Regions from separate parts of the Mus musculus genome. Here region 1 is linked to region 2. Evidence: chromatin loops called from intact Hi-C (ENCODE). Cell type or tissue: heart. All regions are shown on one strand. Region 1 holds the start of Tmem38b (transmembrane protein 38B). Region 2 holds the start of Fsd1l (fibronectin type III and SPRY domain containing 1-like).

Region 1 (8,000 bases), 190 kb after region 2:
GATGTGCAGGTTGGTCTTTACATGGGTTCCGAACAACTGGAGAGGGGCTATCCCCAAATCTGTTGCCTGTAGGTGGGATATGTTCTTCTAGCTGGGCTGCCTTGTCTGGTCCCAGTGGGAGAGGAAGTGCCTAGCCTTGCAGAGACTTGAAGTGCTAGGGGCCGGGGTGTGTGTGGAGGAGTAGGGTGGGAGGGTGGGATAACCATGGGGGTCCCATCCACTCAGAGGAGAAAGGGATGGGGGAAAGAGGAAGGATTGTGGGAAGGGATGACCAGGAGGTAGGCAGTGAGCAGAGAATAAGTAAAAAGTTAAGGAAAAAAAAAAGTATATGCCATCACCACCAGCATTCTTTAGTATCTGAAATGAGGAGAAAGTGATGGTTTCTGTTTGGATACTGTTAAACGATAGGATGACTGCCACAGTATCACTCAGGAAAGAAAACCCCTAGTAGTGTTTGAGCTTTGTCTAACAGGAGAAAGAACAGTGATTACAGGGTACGTAAGAGGAACTGATGGCATCAGGATAAACATTTCCAGTTGGCTACTGATGGCCTTTTCGTCTTTTCTCTAGCACTAGTCTAAAGTAAATGATTTGAAGAAAAGGCTAATTTATGATGGAGTTGAAATTGACTGTGTTTGCTCTCAGGTATGCTAACATACACTGAAGTTGGGCTTGAGCCCCAAGGCCACGGAAAACCAAGCATCATGATTAGAAGTTCAAGGCTATCCTCAGCTACAAAGTGAGTTTTTCTGATAAGTGAGATGCTGTATTAGAGAGAGAGAGAGAGAGAGAAAGAGAGAGAGAGAATGAGAATCTCTTTCTTCAAGAGATTGTTTCAGATGTACAGCTGTCTCACATCTGAACCAGGTGATTCAGCCTCCTGCCAAGAGCTATTAGCTAGAAGAAGATATAGGATATATTCTCCATGCCAGGCAGGCTATGTCTCCTAGCAATGTTGAATGGGGGGAGAGGAGTGCAGGGTGAGGGATGTTGGTACTGAGTGCGGTCAGTAGCTGAGAGAATGCTCTGTTGTTGTAGGGCCCAGAAATGTCCTCTGTTTCTTCTTCTTCTTGGGTCTGATGTTCAACTCGCCTTCACTTTCATAGGACTCTATAAAAGTGACTTTTATTTGCCATATGTAATTGTCATCTCAGAGGCTTACGGCTGAATAAACTCGCCCTTTCTGCTCTTTCTGACTTCTGCCTGGCTGTTCCAACTCAGTTGTTCTGGCTCAAAACTCCTCTTCAAGGTGACCGATTCAAACTGGCTTCTCACTGAATTGCTCTGCTCAGCCTCAAAGGAACGTTGGCAATCTGTTCTAACTCTCTGGCTCCTGCTCATTCTCTAGCTCTTTATGTCTTCACCTGCGTCAAGTTTTTTCTCTCTGGAACCTGTGTCTTTAAAACTGCCCCTCCTCCCCAACTGTTCTCTTAAGTCCTCTCTTTCCTGCACTGTTCTCATGAGAGCTGAGCAATCTTTCTCTGATTTGTCACTTTCAAACATAGCCTTTTCCTTCTATAAACAAACCCTTCTTTCATTGTTTAGAATTAAAGGTATGTACTAAGGGCATGTTTGTTTTCTAGCCAGAGGGATTAAAGGTGTGCCAATCTAGCTAGAATATAATGACCTAGGTCTTTGGATGCGATTCCTTGCCAGAGCAGCCATGTTGCTAGATTAAAATTCCTCTACAGGATCCAGTAACTTCCTCACTTTGCTTAAGTTTCTCAGAATGACTTATTATTTTATTTTTTGTATCATATCATGATTTATTATTATTATTACTACTACTATTATTATCACTGTTGTTATTATTAGTCTTAGTCAAAGTTCTACTGCTGTGAACAAACACCATGACTATGGCAACAATTATAATGAAGAACATGTAATTGTGACTGGCTGACAGTTTCAGAGGCTTAGTCCATTATCCTCATGGCGGGCAGCATGGCAGCATGCAGGCAGACAAGGTGCTTGAGAGGTGGTTGAGAGTTCTACATCTGGATCCCCAGGCAGCAGGTAGAGAAAGCAACATGGAGTCTGCCTTGAGCATATGAAACCTCAAAGGCCACCCCCAGTGACACACTTCTCAGAACAAGGGCACACCTCCTAATAATGCCACACCCTATAAGCCTATTCAAACCACCACCACATCATTACCACCACCATCACCATTGTCAGTGGGGGCCATGCACACATAGTCACATGCTTGCCAAGGCAACCAGAAGATGGTTAGAGGACAACTTTTTTTTTTTTAAAGATTTATTTATTATTATATGTAAGTACACTATAGCTGTCTTCAGACATAACACAAGAAGTGGGCGTCAGATCTCATTATGGATGGTTGTGAGCCATCATGTGGTTGTTGGAATTTGAACTCAGGACCTTTAACCTCTTAACCACTGAGCCATCTCTCCAGCCCCCCGGGGACAACTTCTGTGTGAGCTATTCTTTCTGTCACTGTGGGTTCTGAGGATTAAACCCAGGCGATCAGGTTTGTGTAGCAAGGACTTTCACTGAGATGTCTTCGGGGCCCCCAAATCTTTTAGGTCCACTTCCCTATCACTCTTGACCAGAGAGACATATTGCTACAGATGTGCCATAGAGAGCTGGCAGCTACCATACTGGTGACTGGCAGTTTACCTTTGCTGACCAGTAGATACTTCCTTTGGGGACATCAGGTTTTTATTTAGGTACGTTTATACTTGGAGAATCTTTCCAGTCTAATAGTTTTATATTTACTGGAAGTATAAATGATGCTGATACTTAGAGAAAAAGATTTTCATTTCAAATGTAAGAAATAAGGGCTAAGGTCATATGTTCCCAGACATAACACCAAAGGTGTTATTATTACCAAATACACAGCAAGTAGAGTTGAGTGGATTCTCAGACTGACTTAATCACTGAAACCTCGTGAGGCAGAGTCTCACTGTGCTGATTGGGTATGGTCAGTATTCTGAGTGTGACCAGCATTCCCTAGTTAACCCTCCTTTCTAATTCTGAACATGAAAACAGGTTAAATTCAAGCCAGGCATACCTTTAATCCTAGCTCATCGGAGACAGAGGCAGGTGGCTCTGAGTTAGAAGTCAGCCTGGTCTGCAGAGTTCCAGGATAGCCAGGGCTACACAGAAACACTCTGTCTGTCTCCTCCCTCCCCCTCCTCAAATAGGGGTTAAATTGAAGCCCATGTGTTTTGTGTGTAATATAATTTGATGTCGACAAGCTATTAAGTGGCTATAAATAGGCTATTAATATTATATTAGGTGAGGTTGTCCGATGGCTCAAGTGGATAAAGTCATCTGTAACCAAGCCTGAGAATCAGAGTTTGATACCTGGGAGACCCACTTGGTGGAAGGAGAGAACTGACCTCCATTGAGTTATTCTCTGACCTGCAGAAGTATATTGAATCACATACACGTAACCTCCACATACACTTAGTTATCGTGTGATAACTAAGTGTAATTAATTTAAGAAAATAACTTCAGATAAAAAATGCCTATCCAGAATACTAAAGTTTAAAAATAAGATTGTTCCCGTTAAAATGAAACCTTTTTTTTTTTTTTGTTCTTGAACTCTTTCTTCATGGTTCTTAAAAAAATTATTATAATAGATCTGTCAAAGTTAAAGACATGCCACTCCGTGGCTAGGAAGCAGTATTGCAGGAAAGAAAGGAAATGCCTTTTGTGAAGCTGAGTATCTCAGACATGGAGTCAGGGAGAGACGTGAACAAGCAGAAACTGACATGTGTTATAAGAACTAACCGTCTGGCGTGGCCCCAATGTTTGTATTAATAGAGCCACTGCCCTTGATTCATTTACCAGCATAGCTCTGGACTGTGCAGGATTTTGTAATCCTCCCCACCCTGGGAACATTTCGAAATAACGAGATATTTTTGATCATTACAACTGGTGTGTGTGTGTGTGTGTGTGTGTGTGTGCATGTGTGCATGCACAAGGGATACTATTGAATATCCTACAATACCTAGGGTAGTCCAAAAAGATTTGTTCAGTTCAAATGCCAATGGTTCTACTGTTGAGGAACTTGGTTTAGAAAAATACTAGTTTCACGTGCTTCTAAACAACAACAAACAACAACAACAACAAAATGCATTAAAGAGCTTGGGTCACAGCTCCTTAGCTGATAATCTGATTAGCCCAGTTTTGTTTTCTAAGGTGTATACCTTAGATTTATTTTATCAGCAACTTTTGTAAATCACTTTCAGACATCAGGAAAAGGCTGAATAGTCCAAGATGAACTGTCCCAAATCCCTCCTTTCTTCTTTCCTCTTCTAAGTCTTCCCTCGGTTCACTCCGGTTTTCCTCAACTACACAGCATTCCATTAGACCAGGTAGTTTATGTAGTGGCCAGAAGCAAATATGATAAGCACATACAAAATATGGATAGAGCTTTTCTGTGTGTGTGATCTTCCTAGTTCATTTCTTTTAGATCTTATAAATATTGTCTTTAGGCAGTAGGCAGATGTGAGCACACTTCGTTTTGCACTCATGTGGTGAGTCAAATGTCAGGGAGCCTGCAATATCTCTGAGCAGAGCTAATAAAGCCTTGACTGTTTATTTTATTATATTTATAATAAACAAAGTGTGCCAGAAGCTAAAAAGAAATGTTTCCCTGTAAAAAGTGTTTGCTTAGAAAAGCAGATCAAAAAGTATTTAATCAAGGCTATTGTTTCTTGACAAGTTATGAAATGAAGAATGTTGCTACCACTTTCTTACATTTGAAACCTGGTGTTTAGGACAGTGGTGCCTCTGGCAGCCAGTAAAATGCTCGGTACAAAGCACGGGTGTAAATAACATTTGCTAAGTGAGTTAATACCGAGGCTAACCTCAGGAGGAAAAGGCGATTGCCCTTTGCAGCAATATAACAGTCACCTACCTGCTCCCTCAATAGCTTGTGTGTACCCATGCCAAGTAACAACATGATCTGTTGACATGTCAAATAAAAATGTGCCAAATTTACCTTTTTTTTCTTAAAATCCAGTCTCACTTTTTCCCTTTACTTTTAGTTCTTTTTGCAACCAATTTCAGCAGATAGCTCCTTTTCTTGTTTTTCAAAACCTGGCTCCTTTTGCTGTCATTACAGGTGGTGTTTGTATCCACTTTAGTCTGCTTGGCAGTCTTTCTCTATCTGTGGCTTTGTCCTTAAGACCTGCATCTACTACTACTACCTTTTGTCTTGGATTAGTGAATGCATTTCTGATTTCCCTAGTCTCTTCTCATGAATCTTTGGTGCTGGATTGCAACTTCAGAGACCTGCCCATCTTCTTCACCCCAACTACCAATTCAGCACATGCTTTTGATAAACAAGACTGAGGACAATGTAGCGACTGATCAAGAGCTTAAACCACCTGGTTTCACTGCGAAAGACTTTTATTTCTTTTACAACTTCATTTTTCAGGTTGTAGTCTAGCCAAAATAACTTCTAATATTTACAGACTTGCTTTTAATACCGTGTGCATTTCCCTGCAATGGTCTTCTCTAACCATCTGCTTTGGCGTGGCATCCATACTTTTTATGCTTTGTGAAATTCCGTGAGTCCTTAAAATTTTTTTTTCCCTCTGGGAAAATTCAAGTTTCATGGGGATATGGATAAAACATTACCGTTTTATTATCTTTCATATCTTCACTAAGTAATAAATGAGTTACATCGTGGCTGTTCAGAAAAAGAGGAATGGCATCCGTTTACATAGAATCTGACTTTGAGCGTTGCCCGTTGCCCCTTGGGTCAGCTGGCACTGACTGCAACACTGAGAAAATGTCATACCTTTTTTAGGAGAACCAGGGCCAGGGCCCCGCCCCTCGTTCCGGCTCCGGCCCCGCCCCCGTTCCGGACCCCGCCCCCCTAGGCTCCAGGGCGCACGCGCAGGGCTGAAGCTGGCGCGGCCGTCCCCTCCCCCACCCCCTCCGCCGGAGGGGAACCGGCTGCCGCGGCTGCTGGGGCCGGCGGCGTCGGTAGTCGTCATGGAGTACCCGTGGGATGATCTGACTCTGGCCTTTTCCCGCACGTCCATGTTTCCCTTTTTTGATATCGCCCACTACCTGGTGTCGGTGATGGCGCTGAAGCAGCGGCCAGGTGAGTGAAGGGGCCCGACGCGCTCCCGGTTCCGCGTCCTCACTGCGGGAGGCAGGGACGCCGGGATGCCCTGCGGCCCACCCCTCAGTACCGAGCACGGGACTCAGACGTAGGCTGAGGAAGGTCATGTAGACCCCTGAGCGGGACGTCTCAGGTGGGACCTAGCACCTTGCTAGCGTGTTGAACCAGGAGAGGGGGTGGCTTTGCGGTTTCTCAGTCAGCCACTGGAGGCACGGTCCGGGTAACAGTCGCTTGGCATGTAGTTCAGCCCTCTGTGAAACATGTGGGATGGGATGGGATTTTCACAACGTTGAGTTCCATGAACCATGTGACCAAAAAGCAGTGTTTGTACTCCTGTCTTTGACATTGAATGTAGTGGGTTTCCTTTTAAAGTTCCCCATTTTCCCATTATTTTTCTGAGTCTGTCTTTGAGTTCAGGCATTTCTCTGCCTTCCTTGTCCGGGAGGTGAAGGGTGAAAGTTTAAGGGTTGTCTTACCTTTTCTGGACCACTAATTCTTTAAATCCTTGCCTCATACGTTTTTGAGAGTTTTCTGTGTCTAACTCGTGGAGGAACAGGTCATCCTCGTGGGAGACTGTTTCTCTGATTAAAGAGAACTACAGTTTCGTTACTGCTCCATATCTAGAATCCGATAGTATCTTGTATTGACTAAATCAGACGTTTTCAAAGTGTGGCTCACTTCCCAGGTTCTTCCCTGTCACACACTGTAAAGTTCATTATTTTCATAATGTATCTTCAGAGGTTATTTATCCGTTCTTGCCTTTATGAGTGTACAGCGAAGTTTCCCAATGGCCGTGTGACTTAACAGTGTTGTAAGAGATAATGAAACAGCTGATGAGTCCAAGCATTTCTGTTTGAGGCTAGACATTAAGGAGATTTGCCTAATTAGATAGCAATGTGCCTTTTCTCACGAAATACTTTTTTGATTTTGAGAATAGTTATTTTAGTAAAGAACACATTATTTACATTTAATGCATTATTTTAAAATCCATATGTAACTGCTTTAAAAACTGTTAACGTTTCCAAATGCTAAATATAAACACCAACTCTAGGTCCTTCCTTGTTACTGGAGATAGAAGCTACTGAAGTACCCACCCACTGAGTAGAGCCCCAGGCCAAGAAATTTTAAAAATATTTTTAAAGGTATGATCTACATAAATATATTCGCTATTTTTTTATCACAAAGTTATATGATAAAAATATAAAGTATTTTATATTCCAAAGCACTTTATCCCTCTGTAGTCTCTTCCCCTAAATTCTGGCATCCCATTCATGCCCTCTTTAAATTTTAGGGGTCAGTATGGGTCTAAAATTTGAGAATCACTTGGATAATTGAATGCTAATTACCAAGGAGGGAAACATGTTTTTCTCCCAGTACTAGGAAATGATAGTATTCAGAGGAGAATGCCTGCGCCAGCATCCAGGGAGTGTGTTAGAGGACCTAGTAACTTTAAGAGTAGTAATTATTTTCAGTCCTCACCATCTTGCCATTTTCATAGAGAACCATTTTCATTTGCATTTTTCATGGTTATTAATGTACATGCTTCCTTGGTTTATGGGTCATTTGTATTTAATTCCTGTGAATGCCAAGTCTCTTTTGCCTGTTTATCAGGATGTAGATTGTTGTCTCATTTTATTGATTCTCTTTATGCATCATGGACCTTTCATTGTAAGTGCTGAAGCTTCCCTCCCCCCCCCCCCCCACACTCGTTAAATTTTAGCTTTTAGTGCAGAAGTTTTAAAAAGTTTATGGTTAGGGCTGGAGAGATGGCTCAGCGGTTAAGAGCGCAGACTGCTCTTCTGGAGGTCCTCAGTTCAAATCCCAGCACCCACATGGTGGCTCACAACCATCTGTAATGATGTCTGGCGCCCTCTTCTGGTGTGTCTGAAGACAG
Region 2 (8,000 bases):
ACGTGAGGCATGATCACTAACTCTGCAGCATGCTGAGTAGGTTGGGCTGGCTGGCCTGGGAGTGCCTGGTATCCTTTTCTCTCTACCTCCTTGGCATTGGGATTGCAGGCATGCCACCACACTGGACAGTGCTAGGTATCAAGCTTATGTCCTCATGCTTGGGTGACAGGCATTCTACCAACAAAGCTATCTCTCTAGACCCTTTGTTTTCTTCTCTTAGGACTTTTTAATTTTTATTTTATATGTGCAAGTGTTTTGCCCGCTTGTATGTTTGAGTACATGATTGCCTGGTGTCTTTAGGGGTCAGGGAGGGGCAATGGATTGCCTAGAAATGGGAGTTACAGTCCTGAGCTGCCATGTGGATGCTGGGAACTGAGCCGAGGTCCTCTGGAAGAGCAGCCAATGCTCATAACTGCTGAGCCATCTTTCCAGATTCCCTTGCCCCTCCCCCACCCCCCTTAAAGAGCAGTTTTCTTCCTCTCAATGGTTCCCAAGGGTTAGCTATGCTAGTACCATCTGGAGGGTTACTGAAGCCGACCCTGGAGTTTCTGTTTTGTTGATTCTGAGGAAAAGGCTGAGGACTTGCATTTCTAAGAAGTTATCAGATGATGCTGATGCAGTCGGTCCTGAGGTCAAGATTTAAGAACAACTGCTTTAAAATAACGTTACTTTAAAAACATTTCCTAAACTCATTTGGTATGCTAAGATAAGTACATGAAAGGCAAGGGCTTGCCTGTAGTCCAAAGGCTCAGTGGGTGGGTTTGCAGCCTAACTGCCTGGCTTGGTGAGGGAGTGTAGTGAGAGAACTTTGAAGGCTAGAGGGGACACAAATCATAGCCCAAAGGAACTGGGTGCTGAGAACGAGGTTAGCAAATGGTCATGGGTGAGCTGTCCTAGGAAGCCAGACGTCAAACCAGAGTCAGAGATCTGCTGGGAGCAGAAGTCAAATGGGGTACAGCTGTTGTCAAAATCCACAGGCTGCTTGGCTGGCCTGAAAGGAAAGAGCTACAGAGACTGGGGCAAGGAGCCAGAAATGAGCTCCCAGGGTGTGGCTCTGTGACAGTCTGGTGATCACATTGCAGGGCGACTGTGTCTCCCAAACCCACTTTCTTGACCTCGTGGTGGTGTTTGTTACTCAAACCTTGCCCAGGAGCTTGCCTCTGGTGGAAGTGGGGTGAAACTTTGGAGATGAGACCAAATGCTCTTTCCGTCCTTTCGTGATGGGTCCACAGTGTCAGTCAAGGGTGGCAGTTTGACCTCTGATGTCCTCTCCTCTGCAGGTTGCATTTCTCAGCCATAGAAAATGACTCCACTTCAGCACTGAGATCAGCCCTCCAAGCCACCAGCCCTGGGTCAGTGGTTGGGGACCTGGCTTCTGTCACATCTCCCCCATGTAATTGAGGGGGCTTGGCTAGTAGAGTCCCTTCCCTTGATATCAAGAGCTGGCTCCTCTGAAGGACTGCATGCCAGCCTCCCTTCAGCTGGCAGGAGTGAAGCTGGGCATTCCTCTCCTAAGCCCCAGCCAGGCCTGCGAGCATTGTTTCCTTAGCCCTGTCTAAACCATGTTTCCTTTTGTGTCTTTTATCATATACCTTGCATTTCTGTTCAGGTAAGAAAGGGTCATGTGGTGGTGGTGCACTCCTTTAATCCCAGCACTCAAGAGGCAGAGGCAGGAGAATCTCTGTGAGTTTGAAGCCAGACTGGTCTACAAAGCAAGTTCCAGAACAGCCAGGACTATACACCCTGTCTCCAGAAAAAATAAAGCAAAGCAAAGCAAACAAACAAACAAAAAAGGTCTATTGGGTGCACAGTGTGTGGCCTGCTCTTTGCTAAGGTCAGAATACAGGTGTGGTAAAAGAAGTTTTGATCTTAAGAAACCACAGTGTCGTTGGACTCTAGTAGAAACATAAAACATTGAAGTGTAAATATGATTCATCTAAAACAGCTCCTGCCTCTCCAAGGTCTTGATTCTTAACTGTCCTTCTAACTAGATATTCTTCCTCAACCCCTTTCATATAACCCTTACCCAGGTCATTCCTGCGTAATGTCAGGAAATTGCACCCCACCTCTTCGGAGTCTATTAACTCTGTGCAATTTAATTGTTTACTTTATTTCTTCCATTTACCTCATGCAATTTCCTCCTTTGTTAATTTTTTCATGTGTGTGCTTTGGTCGAGGGTATTACAATGTGTGGGCACACAAGTGGGGGCACCTGTGTGCTGGTGTGTGTCTGTGGTCACTTGGCTTTTATGTGGGTACCAGGTTCTGGGTATACAGACTCTGGTACTCATGTCTGCCCACTGATCTATCTTCCTCCTCCCTGATTTCTCTTACAAACTTTTCTTCTAACAGCCTCATGGATTTGTATTGTCATTTCCCACCTTAGATTGTAAGCTCTTTGAGAAGCAGGCCTTTTCACTGAGGATTTGTGTAGAAGGGCAGAACCGGTTCGTAAGGCTCATTCATACTCGTTTCCCTTTTATTCCATTAGGATGTGAACACCCAGAAGAATTTTTCTTGAGTCACCTAAATGGAGATGAAGCCTGCCTTTCTGGAGAACCTTTCCAAGTCTTCTCCCCAAGCTTTCTGGTCTGCACTGCCAGCTCCACCCGTCCTGAGCAGATTCTAATGTGCTGTCCCACTCTCATTTACTCCATGCTCTGGGGAGTTCAAACACAGGATTTAAGCTGTCCTCTGCGAGGTCTGCATTCATTCTATTTCATTGATGACACAGGTCACGGAAAAAGACTTGCTTACAAGGTAGCAAGATACTAGTAGGGCAAGGTTGACCAGGCAACAAAGCCCATGTGGTCCCATACCCACGTATCTGTAACTTCTTTCTACCCCTTGTCCCAGAGCCCTTTAAGGTTTCCACCACGCTCCCTGAAGACCCTTCCACATGTTTCCGCGGCCTCTCCATCCTAGCGTGTTTATTCCAGCTGGATCACTGGGCCTGGCCTACCAAGGCTAAGTGGAGAGACGCTGCAGGTGAAGGATGCGTCCCGGGCTGAGCTAGCTCCCAGGCTCTCCGCACGACCTGGCTGCTGGGTGCCCAATGGTTCATTGCAAGGCCCGCAGCGATGGCACAGGAAAAAGGATGCAAAGAAAGAAGCAGTTGCAGAAGGAAGACGCAGGCGGCCAGGCAGCGCTCCATCCTCTCCGCCGGTGCGGGTGTCGGCGCACGCATGCGCATGCGTGGCGCGCTCGCACCCCACCCTCCCGCGGGCCGCCCTTTCACCCTGGCAACCGCGGCTCGGTAGCGGCGCGCGCGCGGGTTGGGCGCGGACGGGCGGGATCTCTGCGGGACGGGACAAGGCTGACGGCGGCAGAGGTAGCGGGTCTCTAAGGCTCCTCCAGCTTCTCACTCAGCTCCGGTGACAAGTTCGGCCCGGAGGGCTTAGTCCCTAGCCATGGACTCGCAGAAAGTAAGCGGGGGCGCAGCGCGGGGCCGAGAGGGTGGGCGGGGCGCGCGGGGCTGGGCGCGGAGGACGAGGCCGGGCCTGGGACCCACCCGACCCGACCCGACCCGACCCGACGGGACCTGAGAGCCCGCAGGGAGCGATGGCCGCGCCCGGGACCCCGGACGACCTCTGTCCTGCTCTTGGCTCCGGGAAGGCACTGCGGGGAGGAAACCGCGAGCCGCACCCGGGTCTCTGCCGCCCTCTGCGGGCGCTAGGCCCCTTTCTTCCCGCTGCCCGCGGCGTGCTCCGAGGGTGGGTCCCTCCTCGGTTGGAGTGAGGACCAAGGCTCGGCCTCGCGTGGGGGGATCCCCGCCCGCGCGGAAGCTGGTGTCTCTTTTCTTCCACCGTGTCTTCAGCATGGTCTCTGCGCTGTAGGTCCGGGGACTGAATCTCCTTTGTACATCTGCCCACTGCCTTGCTAGTGGTTTATTTATAAGCAGATCTCAGTGTTTGCCTAATTGAGGAAAAAGGCAGTTGTCAGGGCCGCTGCCCCACCCTCGTCCTTCAGTTGGTGAGGCTGGCCAGTAGTCTTGTTTCGGAATGTTTAGTACTTTGAGAACAAGTTTAAGGAAAGAGTTACACAATAGCCTTTTTTAATTAAGCAAATAGTGCACTGAATACAATTGCAACTGAATTTTTAATATTCAGTAGTAATTCCTGTATTAAAAAAGTAAGCCACCTTGCTATCTTTGTTATGTTATAGTGTAATTGCAATACATTGCGGTATAGGAAAGAAAAACACAAGTGTTATTAATAATACATCAGGGAAAACAAGGGCATTTCTAAGAGGCCATTCTTTTTTTATTATTGCATAGAAAGTGCCAGAAAGAGTTAGAGAAAAACTGCAATTCTTACCTGGATTCATCTTTCTGAGCTTGCCTTGAGACCCATTCATTTGGGTATATCCAATTATTATTTCCACAACTATACTATAGTATCTTTTAAAGAGATTACTAGTATGTCTAAGAATGTGTATTTTGAGTGTGTATAAATTTAAAGGATTCTCTGTTAGGCTGATAAAACATTGCATGACTTATTAGAGGAAAGGCATCATGTGATATTTAAGTGGGCATTAGCAAAGGTCAAAAGGAAGAAGAGCAAGTGCCTGGAGAATCCGGAAAGATGAGTTTCAGGGTGCAGTGTGTTTGCTACCTGTATGCAGCGCACATTCCTCTCTTTCATCTTCTGTTCTGTAGAAATAAGAAAAGAATATACTATTAGAAAGTCTGGATAAAATACTCCATTCGGAAAACAGTATTTTCAAGTTTATGAATAATTAGTACTAAAATAGTCTGTGCATGGTAAAATGCTAAAAGTGCTTCAATGTAGATCATCTTATCAGGGGACACTGAGGAATCAAGTGTTTGACGTTGTGAGTTCTATAAGGACAAACATGGTTTCAACCAGGTTTTTCTCATTTTAGACAATGTATTTGTGCACCCACAGGATCCCATAAGTAGTTTCCCCAGAGGTAGTGAAGAGTTAGCTGTTCTTTTACTGGTGTTGATGTACTGGATAATTCTGAAAAGTCAACTTTTCAATATTAAAATTTTGGTGGAGGTATCAAGCAATCTTCTAGCGAGGAGAGCTTGTGCTATGGCTTCTGATGGATATCTAGGTCTAATGTTTGTAATTAGCACTCGTGCTGTCAACCTGAGCTTCATTTTCTTACGGTTTGCTGCAGAGTCAGTTAGTTACTAGCTACAAATAGTAATGAACTAATTGGGTATTCTTGTCTATTATCTAAGACAGTAGTGCACCTGTAGCATGAGGTTTCCAGACTATTTCCTGTTGTAGAATGTTCACATAAAAATGGTAGCAGAAATGGTCCCCAGGTCTATAAAGAAAGTAGCGACATGCTGTAAGTGGCAAGGAAGGCCTAGGGATTTGGGTTGTGAGTTATTAAGAGGAGCCAGCTCTCTGGTCATACTGTTTATGGGCCATCATAGCTTAGATGATTTGCCATGAGTCTCCATTTCTTCATCTATAAAATAGAATATCCACTGCAGTCTCTTTAAGAGTTATGAGGATTGTGTCCATTTCTGGAAAACCACCCAACAGTATTATCTGTGAGCTCTTGTTAATCGCAGACGCTCAACCTCAAAATCACGTTTTTCTTTTCAGAGCCACTCCTAGACTTCCTTAAGGTGTGTTCTCTCCTTGTTTATCTTTAAGAAATTATTTCAGTTGGTGGTGCCAAGAGACAGTTGTTAAGTCCCAATACAAAGAGGATTAAGAGTTGTGAGTCAGGCAATCTATGATAAAGACATTAACTGGGTGTCTTACAGAAGCTTGCTGCTGGCTGCTCAGTACATGGGTGCTGCTGGCTGGTCAGCACATGGGGTGGCTTCCCCAGATGCCTTTTTTTTTTCTCTTTTGTCTGTGGAAACGACTTCAGTGTTTTGTTAGCAACAAATGCTCTATTTCAGTAGAGGAGGAAGACGAAGTTGCTGTGGGTGTGTAAGGCATACTGTAGGATACAGAAGCAGTATTATCTCCTAGAAATGGACAGAGGGATTTTGTTTATGTAGAGTTTCTGGGACACTTTTGTGAGCAGGATGTGTTATGGATAGGTGGCTTTGTTTGATCCCCAGACCTTTTGAATATGTCCTTAAGTGGTTCTAAGATAAAATCTGGAAGGTTTCTTTACCCGATGAAATAAATGTGCACATTCAGAGAAAACACTGAAACAAATAAGACAGCTGAGCCTCTTGGGTACTTCTTTTGAAGTTGGTAGTGCAAGGTAAATTTCCGTGCAGATCACTGGTATTCATGGGGCTTTCTGTTTCTAGGAAAGGTGCTTGTTACAGCAGTGGGGGTGAGAGGGTGGGCAGAGGGAGGATGCTGTTAGGAGCTGGCTTTGTTAAATGCTTTCCCCATTGTTTTTCTGAGTGTTCTTCCTAGCTGGGTAGGGACTCAAAGGTCTCCTTTATACTACAGGGTAAAGCTCGACTGGGGACATCTGCATTTGTCTTACCTGTTTCCTCTTAAATCCTGATACTTGCTGTACTCCATATCCAATTGGGTATCCATAGCTATCCAATTGACCCATCCGTGTCCCTTACTTGCTTTCAATTTAAAAAAGAAAAAGTTTCTCAAGGGAAGTGAAGAAGACTGGAAGTTGGGTGTTGTGCATACAGTACCATGTCACACTACACTCTCACAGCAGAATTCTCTCATGGTTCACACAGTCACTCGGCTAGCAAGTGGCAGTCTGGATTCAAACCAGGTTGATATTTTTGTTTTTGTTTTTTCCATATTCCACACTTTTTCATTACCTCTCTCCAGGCCTGTATTCTTGGCTTCTAAATACTAAAACAATTAAGGTTATTAAAATTTAAAATATTAGGTCCCAACAGTTAGGAGCTGGGGAGATGGCTCATCAGTTAAGAGCCCTTCCTGCTCTTGCAAGAGGGCCAGAGTTTGATTCTACGACCCACATCGGATGACTCACAAGCACCTGCATGCATGTGCGCCTCCCCACACACATACACATAATTAAAAAGAAAATAGATCTTTTAGACAAATAAAATGTTATTAGGGACAAACCCCAGTACAGTGGTCAGGTTTGTTGGTTTGTTTTAGACACTTGTCAAGTGTAGTGAAGTGTTGATACGTGGTATAGAGTACAAGTGAGAGGAAAGTCTGGCATGCAGGTCAGGTAAGATCTCTGTCCTGCATCAGCGTCTCCTCTTCCTTCCTTTCTTTCTCTTCTTGGAGGGAGGGGTGGGAATCTTACCTCTCTCAATAGAGCTGTAGACCATGAAGTGCCACAGAAATGAACACCATGTGAGTGCCCATGCACTCTATACTCACATATTAGTACCTTCGTGTTTTTAATTGAACTTGGCAGTTTCTAAATATCAGTAATGAAGCAGGCTTTTTTTTTTTTTTTAAGTTTTAACACAATGCCTCTTTGCAATGCTTGGCTGAATGTCAACAGGATTATTCATGCAGCAAGCACATACTGGATGTTGGCTGTAGTGGTGGCTATTCCACACGGACCATACTTGGAAGCAGGTGGACTTGCCAGCGGCCTTCACTGTGTTCTCACCTCAGCTGATTTTCCCAGCCTCATTCAGATGTAATCACTGATGTTTGTTGATTGGTAGCAGTTTAAATTTGGTATATAATTATTTATTTTTTAAATATAATTTTTAGCATAGCCAGTCTATGTACCTCTGCTAGATTACAAATACAAATAATACAAGTTCTATTGCAGGAAATGTTAGTGATAAATACATTAGCAAAATCTCCTTTAATTCTGAACCTTGACGATAACCACAGTCAGCATTTGATTTGCTGGTCACCTTTTATGAAGAGTAGGCAGCATACTACATGTACTTCTTTACAATTTGCCTTCCTGTAATATTTCATGAGCATTCCCCCAGTTTATCATCATTCCACAACACTTCATATCCAGTCAGCATAGTGCTTTCATATGAATGTGATTCTTGAATACGCTTGATGGCTATCCTTCTGTTAGATGTTTATGTTGGTCCCAGGTTTTAAGATAATAAATAATGCTGAAAGAAGCAT

Evidence for each region. A loop is a pair of places that touch in the nucleus more often than their neighbours do. Peaks named below come from ENCODE experiments on the same cell type or tissue, not always from the same donor. Only the 100,000 strongest peaks of a DNase experiment are listed, where the experiment ranks them.
Region 1: a loop joins it to region 2, with 2.0 times the contacts of the local background. A loop is called at or near these places in 3 of 42 quality-filtered maps.

Annotation. Positions count from the first base shown.
Region 1 is chr4:53,820,136-53,828,135 of GRCm38, forward strand. It overlaps Tmem38b (transmembrane protein 38B), which reads left to right and starts at 5,910. Exons shown (of 6, transcript NM_028053.2): 1 at 5,910-6,085. The coding sequence starts at 5,974. In heart, CTCF peaks have their summits at 3,635, 6,304 and 7,995 (motif pointing left); DNase peaks (open chromatin) are centred at 3,786, 6,086 and 6,296; H3K4me3 peaks cover 1,550 bases; H3K27ac peaks cover 1,445 bases.
Region 2 is chr4:53,628,188-53,636,187 of GRCm38, forward strand. It overlaps Fsd1l (fibronectin type III and SPRY domain containing 1-like), which reads left to right and starts at 3,284. Exons shown (of 13, transcript NM_001195284.1): 1 at 3,284-3,425. The coding sequence starts at 3,411. In heart, a CTCF peak has its summit at 3,681 (motif pointing left); DNase peaks (open chromatin) are centred at 1,004, 3,284 and 3,704; H3K4me3 peaks cover 1,641 bases; H3K27ac peaks cover 1,251 bases.